2 separate regions of the Homo sapiens genome follow, and region 2 is linked to region 1. The links are chromatin loops, found by intact Hi-C in ENCODE. Cell type or tissue: endothelial cell of umbilical vein. All regions are shown on one strand. Each heading gives the region's core, and the rest is flanking DNA. Links, peaks and the distances in the headings are about the cores only.

What was found. A loop is a pair of places that touch in the nucleus more often than their neighbours do. Peaks named below come from ENCODE experiments on the same cell type or tissue, not always from the same donor. Only the 100,000 strongest peaks of a DNase experiment are listed, where the experiment ranks them.
Region 2: it touches region 1 in a loop (3.0-fold over the local background); 5 of 110 quality-filtered maps call a loop at or near these places.

Annotation. Positions count from the first base shown.
Region 1 is chr10:24,845,797-24,856,573 of GRCh38, reverse strand. It overlaps PRTFDC1 (phosphoribosyl transferase domain containing 1), which reads left to right. Exons shown (of 9, transcript NM_020200.7): 7 at 1,210-1,256; 8 at 5,110-5,186; 9 at 6,683-7,960. The coding sequence ends at 6,730. Among named protein-coding and RNA genes, the nearest start is that of PRTFDC1, 100 kb to the left of the region's middle. In endothelial cell of umbilical vein, for the core only: no CTCF peak of the experiment used is centred there; DNase peaks (open chromatin) are centred at 2,113, 4,783 and 6,873; H3K27ac peaks cover 2,202 bases.
Region 2 is chr10:24,897,357-24,908,133 of GRCh38, reverse strand. The region is part of intron 3 of PRTFDC1 (phosphoribosyl transferase domain containing 1); the gene reads left to right. Among named protein-coding and RNA genes, the nearest start is that of PRTFDC1, 50 kb to the left of the region's middle. In endothelial cell of umbilical vein, for the core only: no CTCF peak of the experiment used is centred there; a DNase peak (open chromatin) is centred at 5,933.

The sequences.
Region 1 (10,777 bases), core at 1,186-9,185:
TTGCCCAGGCTGGGCTGGAGTGCAGTAGCACAATCTCGGCTCACTGCAACCTCCACCCCCTGGGTTCAAACAATTCTGATGCCTCAGCTTCCCGAGTAGCTGGGACTACAGGCGCCTGCCACTGCACCCAGCTAATTTTTTGTATTTTTAGCAGAGATGGGGTTTCACCATGTTGGCCAGGCTGGTCTGGAACTCCTGACCTCAAGTGATCTGCCTGCCTCAGCCTCCCAAAGTGCTAGGATTACAGGCACGAGCCACTGCACCCGGCCCTTTTTTTTTTTCTTTTTTATTCTTTAATATGAGACAGGGTCTTGCTCTGTCGCCCAGCCCAAGCTGGAGGGCAGTAGTGTGATCATAACTCACTGCAGCCTCAAACTTCTGGGCTCAAGTGATCCTCCCACCTCAGCCTCCTGAGTAGCTAGGACAGCTACCTTTTTTTTTTTTTTTTTTTTTTTTTTTTGAGACGGAGTCTTGCTCTGTCACCCAGGCTGGAGTGCAGTGGTACAATCTCAGCTCACTGCAACTTCACCCTCCCGGGTTCGAGCAATTCTCTTGCTTCAGACTCCCATGTAGCTGAGACTGCAGACACGTACCACCATGCCCAGCCAATTTTTGTATTTTTAGTAAAGATGGGTTTTCACCATGTTGGCCAGGCTGGTCTCAAACTTATGAGCTCAAGTGATTTGGCCTCCCAAAGTGCTGGAATTACAAGCATGAGCTACTGTGCCTGGCTGACAGCTACCTTTTTAAAAAGTTTTTTTATATTTTATCTGCTTTTTGAGACAGGGTCTCTTTCTGTCACCTAGGCTGGAGTGCAATAGTGCAATCAAGGCTCACTGCAGCCTTCAACTCCTGGGCTACAACAATCCTCCCACCTCAGCCTCCCAAGTAGCTGGGACTACAGGCAGGTGCCACCACACCCAGCTAAATTTTTTAATTTTTTGTAGAGACAGGGGTCTCGCTATGTTGCCCAGACTGGTCTTGAACTCTGGGCTCAAGTGATCCTCCCACCTTGTCCTCCCAAAGCACTGGGATTACAGATGTAAGCACTGTGCCTGACCTGCTGTCTTCTTTTTATCCAGAACCATCTATATAGTGCCACAGTAGCAAAATATGTATTTCAAGTACATCTTTTAATGATGCTTGATTCTATTTACAATTCATAGAGATTTGATTGGGTTCACTAAAGCATGTCTTTTTTAATGGTAGTTTGTTGGTGAAGAGAACATCCAGAAGTGACGGCTTTAGACCTGACTGTAAGTGTTTTTCAGTTTTTTGTTTGTTTGTTTGTTTGTTTTGTGCTTATGGTGTTTCATTTTATGTTTAAGAATCTTTGGTTTCCTATTTGACAGCATTGCATGTGGATTTGAAACTGTGTAGGGCTGATAGTCCCACGGATTCCTCATGATCTCCCCCACCTTGATAGGGAAAACAGAACCCTTCAAAATGAGGGTCTTCAATGTTCTAATTTGCATCTTTCACAGGAACTCTGTTCCGTGCATTGGGTATTTTTATTTGTATGTTTCACACAGCACCTTAACTACAGAGAAGTCAGCTGAAAAGTTTCAGGGAGTAGAGGAAGACCTGATCCCGCTGGACTGACTCAGACACATAGGATCCCCGCCTTGGCCTCTATTCTCACCAGTCAGACAAGGAGAGGTGCTATGGAGGTTTAGAGGGATTCTTATGCCATCATCCGGAACTATTACCAGACAACGCACAATGGTGACCTTTAGCAAGCCTGAATTGTAACGCACAGAAGGGGAAATCTAAGACAGCTCCCCTTCACCTCCAAACCAAAGCTCCGTAACACAGAGAATTAGCAGAGCAGGTATCTCTAGATACCATCTTCACACTTGACTTCAGATGTGTGTTCTCTAGGGCTTCCTCATCTAGGACACTCTCCTCCCTTCTCCCCATAATAAGCCTAGTTCTAACACCAAGAAGGATAAACACGCAGCCTAATTATTTATTATTCTAACACTAGAGGCGATTTTTTTTCACTTGCATAGGCAGACTTCAGCTTGATTTTTATAACTTACATTTGCTCCAAAGCTCCTGGGATAATTTGGCTACAGTTCTCTTCAGCAAGCTGAACAAACATTAGCGAAAGAGAAGTGCAGTATGGATGGGTGACATGCCAGCGACATTTAGCCAGTGACTCTACATTCTGAAAACAAGTTTCATGCCTGTGCTGGATGTGTTAACTCTGGACCATGTCAGTTCTGGGCAGAGAGACCCAATCGCATGTTCTCATCTATTACTATTATCAAAGGTATAATCTGGATGTAGTCAAGGTTGCATGCGGTTACTAAGCAGAAATTGTCTAAGGAAATAGTACAGGATACTCAGTGTATAAATAAGATTTTAACTGAAGTTGAAAAACATTCACTTCAATGACAAATTTCTTATATCACTTATAATAACAGCAATAAAATAATAGCAGCTAACACTAGGAAGAGGTCGTGATGTGCCATGCACTATTCTAAGAGCTATACAGAGATTAGCTCATTTCATCCACACAATAGCTCTCTAAAGGTAGGAGCTGTTGTTGTACCTATTTTACAGATGAGGAAATTGAGCACAGCAAGCTTAAATAGCTTGCCAAAGTCATGTAGCCATGAGTGTCAGGCCAATATTAAGCCCAGGCAATCTGGTTTCAGTCACTGCCCTGACTCTTCCACTACATCTGCAAGTAACATCTGCTATTGCAAATGTAAGTGTAGGAGCTGCCTGCATTTACCAGCTAAGGATAGGTCACTCTGATTCATGATTGTCCTGCTGATCCATCATCCTTTTATTCTATGACATCTCAAGTTTTGGCCTTCTAAATAGGCTTTGGGCTCTCATTTTCCCAGTGTGAGTTGCCCTGCCTAATGGAAGGATTGCATTGCTCCCTATAAAGTCATTATTATAACCCTGGTTACAAACAGGGTTTCTTGGGATTTGCTCATATTATTATTATTATTATTTGAGACGGAATCTGACTCTGTCGCCCAGTGCAGTGGCGTGATCTTGGCTCACTGCAACTTCTGCCTCCCAGGTTCAAGTGATTCTCCTGCCTCAGCCTCCCAAGTAGCTGGGACTACAGGTACCACCACACCTGGCTAATTTTTGTATTTTTAGTAGAGATGGGGTTTCACCATGTTGGCCAGGCTGGTCTTGGACTCCTGACCTCAGGTGATCCACCCACCTAAGCCTCTCAAAGTGCTGGGATTACAGGCGTGAGCCACTGCACCTTACCTTTTTTTTTTCTTTTTGAGATGGGATCTCACTTTGTTGCCTAGGCTGGTCTCAAACTCCTGGCCTCGAATGATCTTCCTGCCTCAGCCTCTTGAATAGCTGGGACTGCAGGTGCGCACCCGGCTTCATATTCTTTTAGCTAGCTCAGAATCTCTGTTCCTTCTTTCTCTCTGGATTTATGAGGCTTTGTACTTTGCGTTCCTTTCTCCTGATTGATTCTTTCTTTTCTCCTCAATGTAACTTCTGACCTCTTCTGCTCTTGCTTCTCCTCTCTTACTCTTTTTTTCAAGAAACTCTGCAGTTTGGAGGAATCAAGCAGGCTTCCTAGCAAGGGACTCCATAATGCAACCCCCTAGAAAATAAGTCCCTCACCTCTAGTACTTATTTTCCTAGCAAGGGACTCCATAATGTAACCCCCTAGAAAATAAGTACCTCCAGTACTTTCTATGAGCATGAACCAGTCGTTTTCTTCTTGTGAAAGCATCGTTGGTCATAGTCACTGTGGAGATGACTTTGCCCAGGCTATAAGCCCACTGGCTGTACCCAAGTACACTTCCATTAAAAGTAAGCAAATAAATCTCTCATCTATAATACTGTAATAAACAAACCTGTAAGATTCCAAAACACTGAAACAAGTTTGAAAATCACTGGACCAGTGCACCTTTATTCTGTTTCAAGACTTCTGAAGAAGGAGAGCTATTGTCTGTTCCTTAAGAATTCTCTCCAATAAGTATTAGCCAGGCGTAGTTTTGCATGCCTGTAGTCCCAGCTACTCAGGAGGCTGAGGTGAGAGGATCTCCTGAGCCTGTGGAGGTAGAGGCTGCCGTGAGCCATGATCACACGCCTGGACAACAGAGTGAGATCCTTTCTCAAAAAATAGCCAGGTTCAGTGGCCCATGCCTGTAATCCCAGCACTTTGGGAGACTGAGGCGGATGGATCACTTGAGGTCAAGAGTTCGAGACTGGCCTGGCCAACATGGTGAAACCCCATCTCTACTAAAACTACAAAAATTAGCCTGGCATGGTGGCACACGTCTGTCTTCCCAGCTACTCGGGAAACTGAGGCAGGAGAATGGCTTGAACCCTGGTGGTGGAGGCTGCAGTAAGCCAAGATCGCGAGACTCGGTCTCAGAAAAAAAAAAAGAATCCTTTCTGACAAAAAATCATCATCTTTTCAATGAATCTTCTTTTGCTTTTCATAAGTACCTTGCACTGTGCTTAAATCCATTTCCTCTCATTCTGCCCTCAGTAGGGAGCTCATTAATATCCTCTGCATCATGAACCCAAAGACCAGCATTAATGCAACCTCCACATTCTCTTCCTCAAGTTGAACAATCCCGTTGCCTTTCATCTTGTGTCCTGGCTTTTGCTTTCCAGCCCTTTAAACAGCCAAGACACTGAGTACAGCGGGAGAATTGCTTTCTAGTTGCTGTGGCCCGCGCACCTGTTCACATAATGCAGCGTCGTAACGCCTTCTGCTTGAACTTTCCTTTGTGTTGTTGAGAGTGTTTCCTTTGGCATCGTATCACTGCATACTGCTTGCTTTAGAACACCAGGGCCACGTGACTCAATTATGCATATTTCTTGTTATGCACCAGGCTTCCTGAGCCCTTTCTCAACTCTGTATGCTAGATCAGTCATTCTTCATTGTAGGTTGGCTTGTTTGCCTTGCCTCCTTCCTCCCGAGTAGTCCTTCGGGTCCAGGTCCCTCTTGGGCTCATCGTGTGCATTTCTCACCATTTCTCACTCCCTCCTGCCTCAATGAAAGGTCCTCAAGTTTGAGTGGCGACAGCAGCATATGGTGACTTGCATTTATATAATCTAAATTTTGTTCCTTTTTTTTTTTCTCTTTCTCTGTCTGCTAAGATGCTGGATTTGAGATTCCAAACTTATTTGTGGTGGGATATGCCTTAGATTACAATGAATACTTCAGAGATCTGAATGTAAGTCTTGCATGCAAATCCCTAACCGCCCTTTTTATAAGAACTTAACAATTTAAAAAAGTATTGAATGCGTGTTAGTGATGTCTGCTATTGATTGAGTATCTTCTATGTCAGGAGTATGGTGAGCACATTGCATCCATACTCCCAATTAACTCCCACTACTATTCTGCAGGGTAGGTATCAGGATGATAGAGGCAAATTATGATTATCTCTATTTTGTACTAAAGAAATAGGAAGCTAAAAGCAGAACTATGGTTTGACACTGATTCTTCTCCATAGTCATTGACTGTGCCCAACCAACCATAACAATAGCCAATATTCTATACACTGGTTTGTGTCAGTGCTTGAACTCTAGCAGGTTTCAATTACAGTGGCATGCAGCTCATAACTCTTCCCTCTTTGGGGGAAATGATCTCACCACACAGACGTGGACCCCCAGTGTGGACCCCAGCTGTGTGACCCTGACCAACACTGCATGATCTAGAGGTAGACAACTTACCCATAGTGGACCAATCAGTCTCTCTGTCCTGGGAATTAGAAATTTAAACCAAAAGTCACAGAGACTGAGTGTGTTCAGACTTCAACCACTAGGATAGCAGTGCCCCCAGAGAGTATCCATAGCACCATGGGTGAAAGTCTCTGGAGCTGCCCTTGTTCCTGCCTTCTAGTTGCTTCATTGCCCAGCTCATCCTTGGATTCTGAGAGCTACCCCAGTATTCCACCAATAAATTCCCCCTCCCCCCTCTTTAAAGACACAGGGTCTCACTCCACAGTCTCACCTAGGCTAGAGTGCAGTGACGCAATCATAGCTCACTGCAGCCTTGAACTCCCAGGCTCAAGCGATCCTCCCGCCTCAGCCTCCTGAGTAGCTGGGACTACAGGCACACGCCACTATGCCTAGCTAATATTTTTACTTGCTGTAGAGATGGGGTCTTCGTATGCTGTCCAGGCTGGTCTTGAACTCCTGGCTTCAAATCATGCTCCCACCTCAGCCTCCCAAAGTACTGGGATTACAGACAGGGGCCACTGAGCCCATCCAAATCCTCCTTTTTTGCTTACATTAGCCTGGCCCCATTTCTGTTGCTTTCAATCAAAATATTCCTAACCCTTTGCTTGTTGCCCAAAAAGGGTTGAATAAGAGCCCATGTTGTGCTTGCCACTGTTATTTCTCCATTCACCCAAGCAGTTGTCATCTTACCAGTAGGAGACTTCTGTTTCTAGCAGGGCTAAACATACAGCTCCCTCAGCATTTCTGGGTTTTAGGGACCTGGGGAGCCGGATTCAGAATAGGAATCTCCAAACTAAACCACAAAGGACCTTTTGTCAAGCACTTGAATGGGTCTCTTTAGATTTTACCCACACATATAAATACACACATTTCTATTTAAATGATCAATAGCCAATTACAGGATGGCATTCGGTTATTACTGCATCACCTTTTCTGTGTCTCATATTTTGTTAAGAAACTGATGCGTTTAAATCCTTTATTGTTTCAGCACATATGCGTCATCAATGAGCACGGTAAAGAAAAATATCGAGTCTAAAGACATGAATTCTCACCACTAAAGTCCCAGATAGCATCATATTTACGCCTGTACTTGGGAAGCCAGCTGTCAAGTTTGTCCCCCCAGGCATCTTCACTCAGCAGGATATAAAAGAAAAAAATGTTCAAATGAGAGAGCTTTCTTTTCTGAGGTTAATATAAAGAGTATCAAAGGTTCCTAAGGAAAAGAAAGCAGTGCTTTTATTTGACTTGTTCCAAATTAAACACTCCGCCTTGTGACTCAGCAATGCTATCTACCTTCACACTCCTGAGCTCCGCCTTCCTTTGTTTTGATACAGTCATTATATTTGATTAGTATTCCCAGGAATACCCCCACCTAGTTACTCAAATATTTTTCACTTAACTTTTTATACTCTTATTTTGGTAATAAGCTTACAATATTAAGAAGCTGGGGACTTTTTTTTAACTGAAGACTTGAGTCCCCTATACCGGGAATGCAGCTATTAATAGATTCCCATATTTTAAAAGGAGGGAAAGGACAATTTAATATAAATTTCTGTTTGTGCATTTCTGACAGGCCATTATTATCTGCTTTGACAAAGCCTTTCTGAAACGCAGTGTACAATGAATCTTAATGATGTTATGAAACGAGCTTTGCTCGGGGCTCTTGATTGGAGCTTCCGGTATGTGATGACGGTATGTCATGTATGCATGGATGTACTCAACTGTGTTTAATACTCTGAATTTTAATTAGAAAAAAATACAATAGCAGCAAGGCCCTGGTTTCTAAGCTGTATCCTTTTATTCATGTGGGACATGAGCAAATGGCAGAATTAGGGGCGAGTGCTTTCAATGCTCGAAACTAAGCAAGTATAAATTTTTCCTCTTATTTGCATGAAAGGACAAGACACTGTTATGCCCTGTCCTAAATGTGAAGACAGAGGTTGAATTTTTTAAAAAATATCTTTAAAAGACTGATCACAAAATCCAAGGTGCTACAGGAAACAAGCACACTCAAGAAAGTTTTTTTCTGAATAACATTTTTTTCCAATTTCTCCGTTTTATAAGACATTTCCTAATTTATGGGGATTTTAATTGAAAATAAACTTGAGTCCCAATAGAGCTGTTTTTTTCTCACTTCCTACAAAATGCAAATGCAAAATAAATAACTAAGCAGCTTTTGTTTGGTTCTGAACCGTATGTGGCGTATTGTTATTAGGTTCTAGCTTCCTTTAAACTAATAAAGAATAAGAAAACTTGTTATGTTTTATCACTTCTTACTGTTTTTCTTCCGCCTCCATATTTTTTAAATACTTTCAGACATTAACATGTATGTGAGTCAGTAGCTTAAATATACGACTGCATGTATCTATCCTGCGGCTTTATTTTTGTTAACTTGGATTAAATCCAATATATGCACTAGTAGAAGCAAATGATTAAGCTGGGCTAGATCTGCTGCTTTTTTTTTTCCTCAAGCTCGTTTGTGAGAACAAGGAATTTTAGTTGTAAAAGAAGATTTTCCTGCATATCTTTGTTTCGGTCAGAGAAGAAAACAAGCCACACCCAAATATCCCAAGGGATAAGTCTGCAAAAGGAATCTCTTCTAGCTTTGTTTCACAGAAGCATTGGTACCCAAGCTTAGATTTATAATTGTGTCTGACTGACGAATTTCTTGAAATACCAAAATTAACACTCTGAATATAGCTTTTTTTTCACAATGCCATGTTTATGTCAGAGGACCTAGAAAAATCCAGGCACACATTTGGTTTTAAGTGTAAAATTATCCATAAGTATGCAATATGAAAATGTTTTCTTAAAAACGTTGAATTTTAGTAAGCATCAGTATCCTTTCTGAGGACAGTCTGTTTATTCAAATTAGAAAGGAGATTGATCTACCTCACAAGATTGTGAGGACTTGTATAGTTAATGCTGAAAATTCACTAAATATGCAAGAAGTTTAATCATGCTTGCAGTTTTTTCCTACCAGACAATATTTTGACAGTGATAGCCAAGAAAGTCATCTTGGGAAAAATAGTATTTCCTTTTCTCTTGCAAAACTCATGTCTAGTTAATATCACTGAGTTTATTCACTCTAAACCAAAAATGCAAAACTTATTACTTGATTAATAACAAATCCATTATTAATTTAGTGTTCCAAAGCTGATTTGTAAGGGGGAAAATGTGTATGTGTGTGTGTGTGTATGTGTGTGTGCGTGTGCGTGTGTGTATGTGTGTGTGTGTGCGTGTGCGCGCGTGTGTGTGTATTTCACTGGGAAGTTTGGAATCAGTTATAATCAACATAATTAGTAATATTTTGGGATTTTCCAAACAAATTAGAACCCCTCATTATAAATTGGTCCTTTCTTACAGGGACTGGAATGTACTCATTTTTGACCCACGGACCCCCTAGATGTAAATGGCAAATAGTCAAATCCCGACATACCTTGTTTAATCTTTGCGTATAAGATGGCTTGCCATGTTTCAGGCCTTCTGAGACTGTGAAAACAGCCTTTCAGAGCACAGTCAGGCATTTGCTCAGCCTTCTGTGAAATCAACTTGTGTCTTCCCAATGGAGAGAAAAAGCAGGCTATTCCACATCCAGAGACCGGGTGTCATGGAAATATGCCCTCCCTTTTGTCATAGAGGTAGTGTGTTCTAGGAAGTTGAAACCCCAAACCACGCTCTCCACCCAGTTATCTGACTAATTTGGGCAAACTTAGCATTTGGGAGTTTTACTGACTTTGCAATCGTGAAGCTCCTTTGGATCCCAAGATGACAATTGAGAGCTAACAACAAGCCAGTTTCAGGAAGGGAAGAAGGGGATCTCAAGAGGGGCCTTTGCACGCTGCTGAGGGGAGGTGTGCAGAAATAGGAAGAGGGTGTGCATGGAGAGGGCTGCATTATTTCTTGGCCAGTCATACACCCATGATGGCTTCTGAGCCCGGTGCAAAGAGGAAGACTAAGACACCAGCCTAAAGAGCTGCATTCATGGTTATCTTTGTGCTGCATAGTGGAGCTGACAGGCCAGCTGTTCTTCACATTTCATTGAGGAGCACGGGGAAGCTTTGGGGTGGGAAGAAGCAGGAAAGTAGCTCCGTGCTAGCACCCCAAGGGCTCTGCAATTTGGGAAGCACTGTGGACTGGAATGGGCGCTTCCCAAGATGCCACCCTCCAGAAGCGTCATGAGCCACAGACATCCGCAAGGAGACCAGAGCCCACATGAGAGGAATGTTGATGGACAAGTTCCAGAAAGCTCAGAGCACCCCAGGAACCCAGCTACAGCATCAGGTTGTGCAGCCCGCACTGCTGGTGCCCTCACAAAGACATCAAACCAAGGAGAGCCCACACTTCACTTGCCAACCCGTGGACCCTGGCTCACGACTGCATCAGCCCTGAGGAAGAGGTGCCTTTTCCTAAAAAGAGAGTCTCTTTCTAGTCCTCTCAGAAGAGATAGGTTTTTGCAATTTCTCAGCCAGGAGGGAGTGGCTTTTTAAGATAGGGTGGGGCACTGAAGCCCTACACTGCCCAAGAGGGAGAAAGAAGCCTGAACTAATGTTACTGTGACCTTCTTTGTGTCCAGAGCCTAGTGAGGGTTGAGTAGAAAGTAAGCTGTGAGTGAGGAAGGTGTGAAGGTCACTCAAGAAGCCTGGCTGTGAAGAGAAGAAGACATATACAATCATAGCCAGAAGGCTTTTTAAAGATGGGAGATTCCTGTGAACTCACCTCGGGGGTGTGGGGGGAAAGATGCAAGAGACTTGCGAGTTTTTATTTGCTGTAGAGAACAGCCACATAAACCAGAGAAAGTGTATTCCTTGTTGATGGGGGTGGGGGTTGGGGTGGCTCACGCCTGTCTTTGGGAAGCTGAGGTGGGATAATCACTTGAGGCCAGGAGTTTAAGACCAACCTGGGCAACATAGCAAGACCCTATATCTACAAAAATATAAAAATATATATATATAGTTATCCAGGGGTGGTGGCACGTACCTGTAGTCTCAGCTTCAGGGGGCTGAGGTGGGAGGATTGCTTGACCCCAGGAGTTTGAGGCTGCAGTGAGCTATGATCACACCATTGCACTACAGCCTGGGCA
Region 2 (10,777 bases), core at 1,093-9,092, 52 kb before region 1:
TGAAACTTACTATAAAAGGCCTTATTCAACATTCATTTTAAATGTCTTGGACCATATCCTAGAAAGCAGTGTTGCCCTCAAGTAAAATTTTCCCACATTTTAATGTTCCAAACACTTGGTTGCTAGAAAACTTTATAAAGAAATTTTACTGAAAATCAAACTCTTAGGACAAAGGTCATGCCATTTTGTTGCCTAGCCCTAGAATGAAATAGTCTTTTATTCTGTGTTCTCTATTTATATGAGTTAGAATACTTCACTTTGAAATGAACTTGTAGTTTTAAAATAAAAAAGGACAGAAAGTAAAAGAAAGAAAACAATTATTCCAATTTTTTTATTCTAACAATAAATGTATAACACATTACATTTAAAAGAATGTAACTTCTTTAATAGTGTTAGTGAAGCTACCCAGGATATTCAGAACTCAAATGAAGTGTACAAATGCCAAAAACGATTATGTTGCTATTTCCACAGATGTTTTCTGAGGAATTTGCCTTGAAGTGATTTAAGATGAATACTTGATTTTGATTTTTATTTTTTTGAGACAGAGTCTCACTCTGTTGCCCAGGCCAGAATGCAGTGGCGTGATCTCAGCTTACTGCAACCTCCATCTCCCGGGTTCAAGTGATTCTCCCACCTCAGCCTCCCGAGTAATGGGGACTACAGGCGTGCGCCACCACACCCAGCTAATTTTTATATTTTTTAGTAGAGATGGGGTTTCACCATGTTGACCATGCTGGTCTCGAACTCCTGACCTCAAGTGATCCACCCGCCTCAGCCTCCGAAAGTGCTGGGATTACAGGCATGAGCCACCACACCCAGCCTAAGGTGAATACTTTTATTCTACAGAAATTCTAATTCATACAAGTCACTGTTAGTCCTCATTTCCTGAGTAATTTTCCATTTTTACTTCATTTTTTTTTTAGAGACAGGGTCTAGCTCCCTTGCCCAAGTTGGAGTGCAGAGGTGCGATCATAGCTCAGTGCAGTGTCTGACTCCTGGGCTCAAGCGAATCTCTAGCCACAGCTTCCTAAATTGCTAGGATTACAGGTGTGAGCCACCGCACCTGGCCCCATTTTTATACTTATCTATACTATCTCATTTTTCTGTAACGTGTTCATATGACTTTTATATTCAGGAAAGTAAAACATAAGTTGCTTTATATGCTAAATGTATATAATGATATGCCTATATTCCAAACATATAAAGAAAGACGAACTAACAGTAAAGCCAATAACAGTGCCACAGCCTCCTGACAGCTTGTCCATTTCTCCCCTCTTTGGCCCTGTGCCTTTTAGAACCAAAGATTGTGATGCTCACACGGGAGCAGGTAGCTCAGAGCCCTCAAGCCAGCTCTCGAGAGCAGGTGAGGAAAACCTACACATGGGCTTCGTGGCCACAGTTGCTCCTGTGAAATGAGGTCTTATAGCAATCTCCTTTTTATTTCCTTGATAAGTAAAAACGTTCCAGTTAACTGGTCCCTTAGCAGAAATGCCACAGATATCAAGCAATTAAAGACAGCTTTTGTGTGATCTACATTCTGTCCATTTTTCAAGGGAGTGCTCTTTGTTCCACATGGTAAGGCACATCCATTCATTCATTCATACAAGTCATTTGTTCATATATCAGCATACTCCCTCTGTGTCTGGGACTGTGTGTGTGTGGGTGTGTGTGATGTAAGCATTCAAATGACACCATGTTTTTGTAATTCTTACTATTTCTTCATATTCCATATATCAGAGTCCTCGTAAGCTGGGGGTCCAGGGGTATCTTGACCTCAGAGAGTAGCTGGCGCTTGCAGTGTGATCAGAACCATAGTGAAGCACAAGCACAAAGCATGGAGACAGAGGCAGAGGCTTTTTCAGCTGAGTTAGGAACGTGGAGTGGGGCTCTCTACACAGCCAAGAGGAGATGGGGAGTCAGAGAAAGCAATGAGAAAGCATTGAGAAAGCAATGTCTATAGTTGCCCAAGATTACAGGAGGAAGCCTGATCTGGGATGGAAGGAGCACGCCATGCATGGGAGGTGACAGGACCAGATCTACAAAGAACAGCCTGGACATCCTATCATTTGCAACATGGATGGCACTGGAGGACACTCTGTGAAGTGAAACAAGCCAGGCACAGAAAGACAAACTTTGCATGTTCTCACTTATTGGTGGGAGCTAAAAATTAAAACAATTGAACTCATGGAGATAGAGAGTAGAAGGATGGTTACCAGAGGCTGGGAAGGGGAGTGGTGAGAGGAGGGAGCGGGGATTGCAAATGGGTACAAAAAATAATTAGAAAGAATGAATGAGACCTCAAAATATTATTAAATAAGTAATCAATAACTACTAGTTCCTCTAGGTGATTAAATTAATAGATAACTGATGGAATACAGTTGATAAAAGGAAGAGACTTGTGGTTTCCAGCTTGGGCATATGATGGATAATGTGCCATCACTGAGATAAGGAAGAGAAGAGAAAGAAACCATCCAGCAGGAAAGATAAAGATGGCAGACAAGACACTTTTAAAAAATTTCTTGGCTTGGCAAGGTGGCTCACCCTTGTAATCCCAACACTTTGGGAGGCCGAGGCAGGTGGATCAAAAGGTCAGGAGACCTTTTGGCCAACATGGCAAAACCCTGTCTCTACTAAAAATACAAAAATTAGCTGGAAGTGGTGGCACGTGCCTGCAATCCCAGCTACTCGGGAGACTGAGGCAGAAGAATTGCTTGAACCAGGGAGTCGGAGGTTGCAGTGAGCCGAGATCGTGTCACTGCACTCCATCCTGGCGACAGAGTGAGACTGTCTAAAAAAAAAAAAAAAAAAAAAAAAAATTCTTGAGACAGGGTTTCACTATGTTGCCCAGGCTAAAGGGCAGTGGCATGGTCTCGACTCACTGTAGTCTCAATCTCCCAGGCTCAAGCAATCCGCCCACCTCTGACTCCTAAGTAGCTGGGACTACAGGTGCACACCACTGTGCCTGGCTAATTTTTTTTTTTTTTGTACTTCTAGACACAAAGGGTCTTCATGTTGTCCAGGCTGGTTTAAAACTCCTGCGCTCAAGTGATCCACCCACCTCGGCCTTCCAAAGTGCTGGGATTACAGGCATGTGACACCACACCTGGCTAGCATAGACTTTTGTACATAATGACTTGAAGGACCCATGGCACACCCATGTGGAGACTTCCAGCAGGACATTAGGAAGATGAACCTTGGTACTGTAGAGATATCTTGATAAGAGATAAAAGTGAAAGGAGGAGTCGTTGGCATAAGGTGGAAATTGACACTATGGAAGGGATTGACTAGGGAATATGAAATGGGGTTGAAGGTGGAGGATAGAATTTGGGATGAAATCCACAGAAGGTGTCAGGCTGGTGAAGAGGGGCACATGGACAGGATCAGTAGCATAGGTAAAGGAACAAATAAGAGTGGTCTCTCTAAACCATGGCTTAGTCTCTTTTCCAGGATTCTTAGAGATCCCTAGAAGTTCAGATGTATTCTTAAGGTGTTTCTAGAAGAGAAGGCTCTGGAACCTTAAGTCAGGGAGCCAGGTGATCCAAGAGGTGGCATTGAAGGTGACAAGTTCACGGGGCTGAAGTGTCCCCAGGCTTCCATGTAGCAGACTTGCCTGCCTCCCTGACATGCTGTCCCAAAGACTAGCACACCTACTCGAAGACTTGCAGGAGCCCTTTCGTACTTTACACCTGATGGAAATGCATGATTGTGCAGATGTCTTTGAGGGGGGACATCTCAATAAAGATATACATTAATGTGACCTGCTCCTCACAAGTGGGTCATTCCCACAGACTAGCTTTTGTCAGCTTCATAATAAGAATATTTGCAAGTCTGAGATTCCTTGTGTGTGTGTGTGTGTGTGTGTGTGTGTGTGTATTACATTTTAGATGAAAGAGAATCTTAGTGGTATAAATGTGCAGCCCACTCAGGGCCGGTACTGAAACAACTCCCTTTGTTCCCATCAGATAAATTTCATCCACACAAGCTACCTCTGTTAAATTTTAGTGCTTTACAGTTTAGTTAGCCCAAAGAAAGACTAAAATTTTCAGTTTACAGTTTAGAAAGAATAGAACAAGGCCAAGAAGGAATAAAGTGATACTTTTTTTCTCAGTGACCCTCTTCAAATACAGTTCTTAGAATAGAACTCCAGCTCGGTGCAGTAGCTCACAGCTGTAATCCCAGCCCTTTGCGAGGCTGAGGCAGGAGAATCACTTGAGCCCAGAAGTTTGAGACCAGCCTGGGGAGGTTAGCAAGACCCAGCCCTATAAATTAATAATAATAATAATAATAATAAATTAGCTGGGTGTGTGGTTGTGTTCGCTTGTAGTCCCAGCTACTTGGGAGGCTGAAGAGAAGATCACTGGAGCCCAGGAGCACTGCACTACAGCCTAGATGACAGAGCAAGACCCTGTCTCAAAAAAAAAAAAAAGAATACAACTTCATCCTGAGAAGGAGTGGATACACAAAATGAAGAGAATATCAAACCAGAAGACCAGCTCCTACTCCTGGCTCTGCCCAAGCCAGCTGTGAGACCTCTCTAGACTTCAGTACTCTCTGGGACTTCGTTTTCCATAAATAGTGTAGGATGATTGTATTAAAATAGAAGCTTCTTAGGAACTAGGGCTGTGCCTATTAATTTCTTCCTATACTTGGCACCTTTTAAAAACTTTGAATTGAAGTGCAATATACATTCAGAAAAGTGTCCACATCATGAATGTTCAGCTTAATGAATTTTCCACCAAGCGAACAACCTTGTGTATAATCATTACCAGTTAACAAATAGAACATTACCAATCGTTGGCTTTATTAGTCTTCACTTTATAGGGGATGCCTAATAAATAATTTACTTAGTAAATGCACCTTAGTAAAAGGTGCAAACATGTTTTCTCACAACAATCCCTATATTTTCTTTTTTCTTACTTTTTTTCTTGAGATGCAGTTTCACTCCTGTCACCCAGGCTGGAGCGCTCACGATCTCAGGCACGATCTCAGCTCACTGCAACCTCTGCCTCCCAGGTTCAAGTGATTCTCCTGTCTCAGCCTCCTGAATAGCTGGGATTACAGGTGCCTGCCACCACACCCAGCTAATTTTTTGTATCTTTAGTAGAGATGGGGTTTCACTATGTTGGCCAGGCTAGTCTCGAACTCGTGACCTCAGGTGATCCACCCGCCTTGGCCTCCCAAAGTGCTGGGATTACAGGCATGAGCCACTGCATCTGGCCCCTATATTTTCTTATTAAATTCACAGGAGAAAACTTGAGCCAAATAATCTAACTCAGTCTTTCACGACCTTCTTAAAATCAGCAGATATTTGACAAAAGAATAAATGAATAAATATCCAAACCAATAATTATGTCAGAGTATCAAGGCAATGAGGAAGAAGGAAATCTAACTGTAATCTTGTTAGAGTCCATTTTACTTTCCTTCTTGTTACCTTGTCACTGGGTGATGAGAAAAGACAGTTCTCTGAATTTGTCATTCTCTTTGCTCTAAGTTTGAAGAAAAATATAAAAGTCAACTTTCTCTGGAGCACCTAGAAAAATCGCCTTTCCTAAGACAGTTTGCACTGCAATGGAATTTATGAGGAGGAGATTCTAGTCTTGGTTCTGATGTACTCCACCAAACCACCAGATCTTGGACAGAAGTTGACTGGGTCTTTCCTTTGCAAAAGGCCTGAACTACACATTTCCTAGAATTCATTCCTGCTCAAGGTTCCAATGACATGCACCTTTTCAAGATGATCAACTGTACTGAAGGTTACAGTCTGTGGCCCTGGAGCAGATAAAAATAAAGTGGGGCCCTGTAATAGTGAGTCATTGGCATCCGTCCACAGCTCTATGAGTTGGCCAAACTAACCAGGCAGAGATTAATGCCTAACTAGAATGTGGATTGCTGCTTTGCAAAAGAGCAGTTGGAAGATTAAGGAGAAAAAAAAAAAATCCTGGATAATCACCTCCCTCCTCCATCCAGCAATGAGGCAGCTTTGATGAGTAATCCATTGATTGCTATGAGCCATCAGTTTCCTTCTTTCCCTCCCTTTGCTGCAGCAGTTTTCACTGCCAGTAACCACTGCAGCTGTGCAGGGATCGTCACCAGGACACACCCCTTCACTCTGTTCTCCACCACCTCCTAACAACCAACCACGCCTTAGATAAAGGGTGCAGGAATTGCAGCAAGGGGCTTTGGCCCTTGTGGGTGGATACCTGTGGCAGTCACCGTGCATTTAGACCATCTGTGGTTGGGGAGTTGGCTGTTCATGCATGTTCTGGAAGAGAAATTCACTGCAAATGCAGAGTGAGCCAACACAACAGTAAGAGATTCTCTGCATGACTAGTATAAAATCATGTGAAAGATTAGAAATGAAGTCGCTTTGTTTCAGCCTCTATTTATCTATTTACTTACTTATTTGAGACTGGGTCTTTCTTTGTCACCCAGGATGGAGTGCAGTGGCGAAATCACAGCTCACTGCAGCCTCCTCCTACCAGGCTCAAGCGATCCTTTCGCCTCAGCCTCCTGAGTAGCTGGGACTACAGACATGTACCACTATGCCTGGCCAATTTTTTTTTTAACTTTCTGTAGAGACAGAGTCTTGCTATGTTGCCCAGGCTGGTTTCACACTGCTGGACTCAAGCAATTCTCTCGCTTTGGCCTCCCAAAGTGCTGGGATTACATTCCTGTTTCAGCCTTTAAAATAAAAAACATTTTAGGGTATGTTAGTAAGTGAGGTGGTGGTGGTCATTTCTCTTTAAATGAGACTTTCCATCTATAATTTCTATTTTTATTACACTCTCTCAGGCCTGCTGGGTTCCTTCACCCTTAATTGCTGACATTCTGCCAACAAAGAAACACCCACTTAGTTTCTTTCTTACATAGTTGCAAGTTCCTTTTTTCTTATTGACTTGATGTTACCCTGCTCTGCCATTCAAAAAACAAGAAACAAGAGCATGATCTGGCCATGTGAGAAACAGAGGAATTATAATTGTGGCTTGTGATACACATACATATAGGAACCAAGACACAATTTTCTGTTAGATTTGTAATGATGTCTGAAGCATATGATTCTGAAAAATTCGAGAAAACTAGACACATTTCCGATGCTATAATATGATTCTGAGTTGTACTTGCTTTGTACTTTGACAGTTTCAGGTTCCATATTCAGACCCACAAATTTCAAAATCTAATTGCAAACACCTGTTAGCGACAAGTTACCACAAAATAGTCTCCTTTCGTAGGGTCATGCCTGGGAAACAGAGCTCTTCCTTTTTAGGTACAAGCTTTATGCATAGATTTTTATTTATATAAAATGTTCGGCCCAAGTCTTTGTAAACAGTACTTACCCAGGTTATTTATTTTTTAATTCTAAATATAAACATGTACAAAATGTAGGAACTAAAATTTCCAAACTAACTGGCTTGCAAACAATATTATATAGATTTGTTGATTTGGTTTGTAGAATGTTTTTTATTCAATGAATTTTTTTCATTCAGTGAATCACTTTGATGAGAATATTTAAAAGAATAAAGAGCTGTATATCAAAAAGATCATATTTTTCAGCAAGTTATCCTTTCACAAAATTATTCCACACATTCCTTCTCCCTCTGTTTCCACTCAAGATTCTAGAAGGATCTGAGGTGTTGCCTTTCTGTTAATAAGAGGATAACTTTATGGAGCTGCAAAAGTTGATAGGAAAAATTCAGATGCAAAAGTTCTAAGTTACCTAAGGGTAAAATATCACCCACAGAGCTTCCGAGTTCCTGGCTTGTTAGTTTCTCTGCCTCTTTGAGCCTAGACATGGAACAGTGCGTAAGCTACACACCCAGAGCTAAGACACTGGGAATCAAGACCAGGGCAATGTTCCGTTTCTCACATCTGCTCAGTATTGGCTTAGGTTTTCTCAAGAATTTACATTTGGGAGGAAATTCTGTAGGGGCAAAGTTACTTAAGTTCTCCCAATCCAACAGTGTGGGAAATGGTATCAAATAAGTAGGCCACTTTTCAAAAGGGAGAGGCTGCATCAGTAAATTAGGAGAACTGTGGAATTCTGCCCATTGATGGAATAGCTTAAGTTTTTTTAAATTGATTTTTAAACTGTCACCAGCTAGCAGTCTCCACATATCTACCACTTTCTTCATAAATAAAATGTGTGAGTTCTATAAAATTTCTGAGTTCTTTTCCAATCCATTTTCCACCAATGCCCTAAATCCCCCAATACCAGTAGATGAGAGTCCACAGATACCCATATCTGTAAAATAAAGAAATCCACAAAAGCAGCATTATTGTTCAACTCGGAATACTTCCCGCAACATTGTTGGCTGTTCTCTAACTGAATTAGAGCATTTTATTGTTGTGGGAACATGTTTAAAATGACCATCATTCATCATTGTCATCTGTCTCTATTATCTTGAAAACTTGGATTTTTAAAGAGCCATGTTGTATTTTTTCTTTGTCTCTAAAGTATATGGTTCAGATGTCAGATGTGGCATCTCTGATGATAGCATGGTAGAGTCCACTTTCTGGTTAGTTAAAAATCAGTATGCTCTAGAAATGCTCTGCTTGATTTCCATATAATGGGTAAATTGTTATTTCCCAAAATCAATTCCCACCCCCTAAGTTTTGTGGAGGATGCGGTCGTTGGTCAGAGGTGGCAGGTCATTCTGTTTGGTCCCACTCAAACAGTATAGCCGGGAATAGTTATACAGAGCTCCAAGCGTATAACCCCAATCCAGTTGATCTCAGAGCATTTCCCAACCACACAGTCACAAAGGAATGCCTTCACTTGCAATAAAATAAGACAAAGTTGTGCTTTAACCTCACAAGAAGAAGAGGTCCAACTACTGTGGAAAGAAAGCATTGACCAATAATATTATCAACTGATGTTGTGGGAGACACAAATTGGGGGGTGGCTCCCTGGTTCCAGCAATTTCCTCAGTTGCCCCAACGGTGGTATTCCATTCACTCCACTGCTCTCATAGGAGATCCACATGGCCCCTTGGTCACAGCACTTGATGGAAGGGTAGGTATTTTAGTCCGTTTGGGCTGCTGTAACAAAGTGCCATAGACTGGTTGACTTATAAACAATAAAAATTTATTTCTCACAGTTCTGGAGGCTGGAAGTCCAAGATTAAGGTGCTGGCATGGCTGGGTTCTGGTGAGGGCTTCCGGGTTGCATGTGGCCAGCTTCTTGTATCCAGAAAGACAAGCATTCTGGGGACTCTTTTATAAGGGAAAGAATCCCATGACTTAATTACCTCTCTGAGGCTCCCCCTCCTTATAGCATCATATTGGGGGTGAGGATTTTAATGTGTGAATTTGGGGGAGACATAAACATTCAGTTCTTAGCAATTTCTCATACACCTAGGCTGATCCTTGTGGTACACGTATACTTGGCCACAATGACTGGTCCAAGGGTAGATGTGTCATCCAAGCCAGACCAATCAAGTCTTTCTTGGAATTTTTCACACTGGAGTTTGGAGGGGGAAATCCTTTCTTCTTGGGTAATGAGGCAAGAATGTGAGCCTAAAGATGGAGGAGAAGCAGAGACAAGAAGGAGAAAAGGAGAGGGAGACCCGAAGCCATCTGTGTTCCTGGTTCTATTATAGAGTGCCACTGTCACTTGAACTGCCTTCCTAAGCCTGCTGGTCCAACTCTTCATTCCTTTTTTTTTTTTTTTTTTGAGACAGGGTCTCATTCTGTCACCCGGGCCGGAGTACAGTGGCACAATCATGGCTCACTGCAGCCTCGACCTCCCAGGCTCAATTGATTCTCCCATCTCAGCCTCCCGAGTAGCTGACACTCCAGGTGTGCGCCACCAGGCCCAGCTAATTTTTGTGTTTTTTTTTTTTTTTTTTTTGTAGAGACGGGATTTCCCCATGTTTCCCAGGCTGGTCTCAAACTCTGGTTTTAAGAGAACTGCCCACCTCAGCCTCCCAGAGTGCTGAGATTACAGGTGTGAGCCACTGCGCACAGCCTCAGCTCTTCTTTTCCATCAGTCACCTTTCTGTTTAAATTAGTTCAAATGGAGTTCTTGTCACTTGCAGCTGAGAAAATCCTGAATTGGACACTTATCAAAAAAAAGTACTTTACAAGATCACTGTTAATGGCTGGTAAGCATCCCGTGATATGCACACCTTTACATACTTTTCAAGTCTTCCTCTATTATAGGACACTTAGATTCTTTAAAGACGCCCTGCACCATAAATAATGCTGTGATAAACATCCTTATTCATAAAATATTGTGCACCTCTCTGACTGTCCCATTAGACTTGCTGCTAAGACCACATGCACTTTGAAAGCTTTTGAGACCTTATGATCAAATTTCCCTGCCAAACAGTTGCATTTCATGTATATATCTGACAGTCATTCATGAAAGAAAGCGTCTATTTTTTCACGTTGTTGCCACATATTAGATATTATCACTATATTTCTTTAACATGTTTCTCGATGTTATAGGCCAAAAGGGCCACCTCATTGTGTTTTTAGTTTGCACTTCTTGGGAAAAACAGTTATGCTTACAAAGAAGCCCCGGATTTCCATCAAGTTGTGGAGTGTCATGCTGGGGACACTCTTATCACTCCCCTGAAGGCCTCAATGGCTGACTCACTCTATCAAAATGCTAACAGGGTTTCCTGCCATCAAAGGGTTTTGCCAAAACATCACATTGCCTCATTTTTTATCCTAAATACCACAACCTTCTTAATTCTGAGAGGAGGGGAAGAGAAGCCATCAGTGAACATCCTAAAAGAGGACAGCAGGTAGTAGGAGTACCTTTTTATTTTGTTTG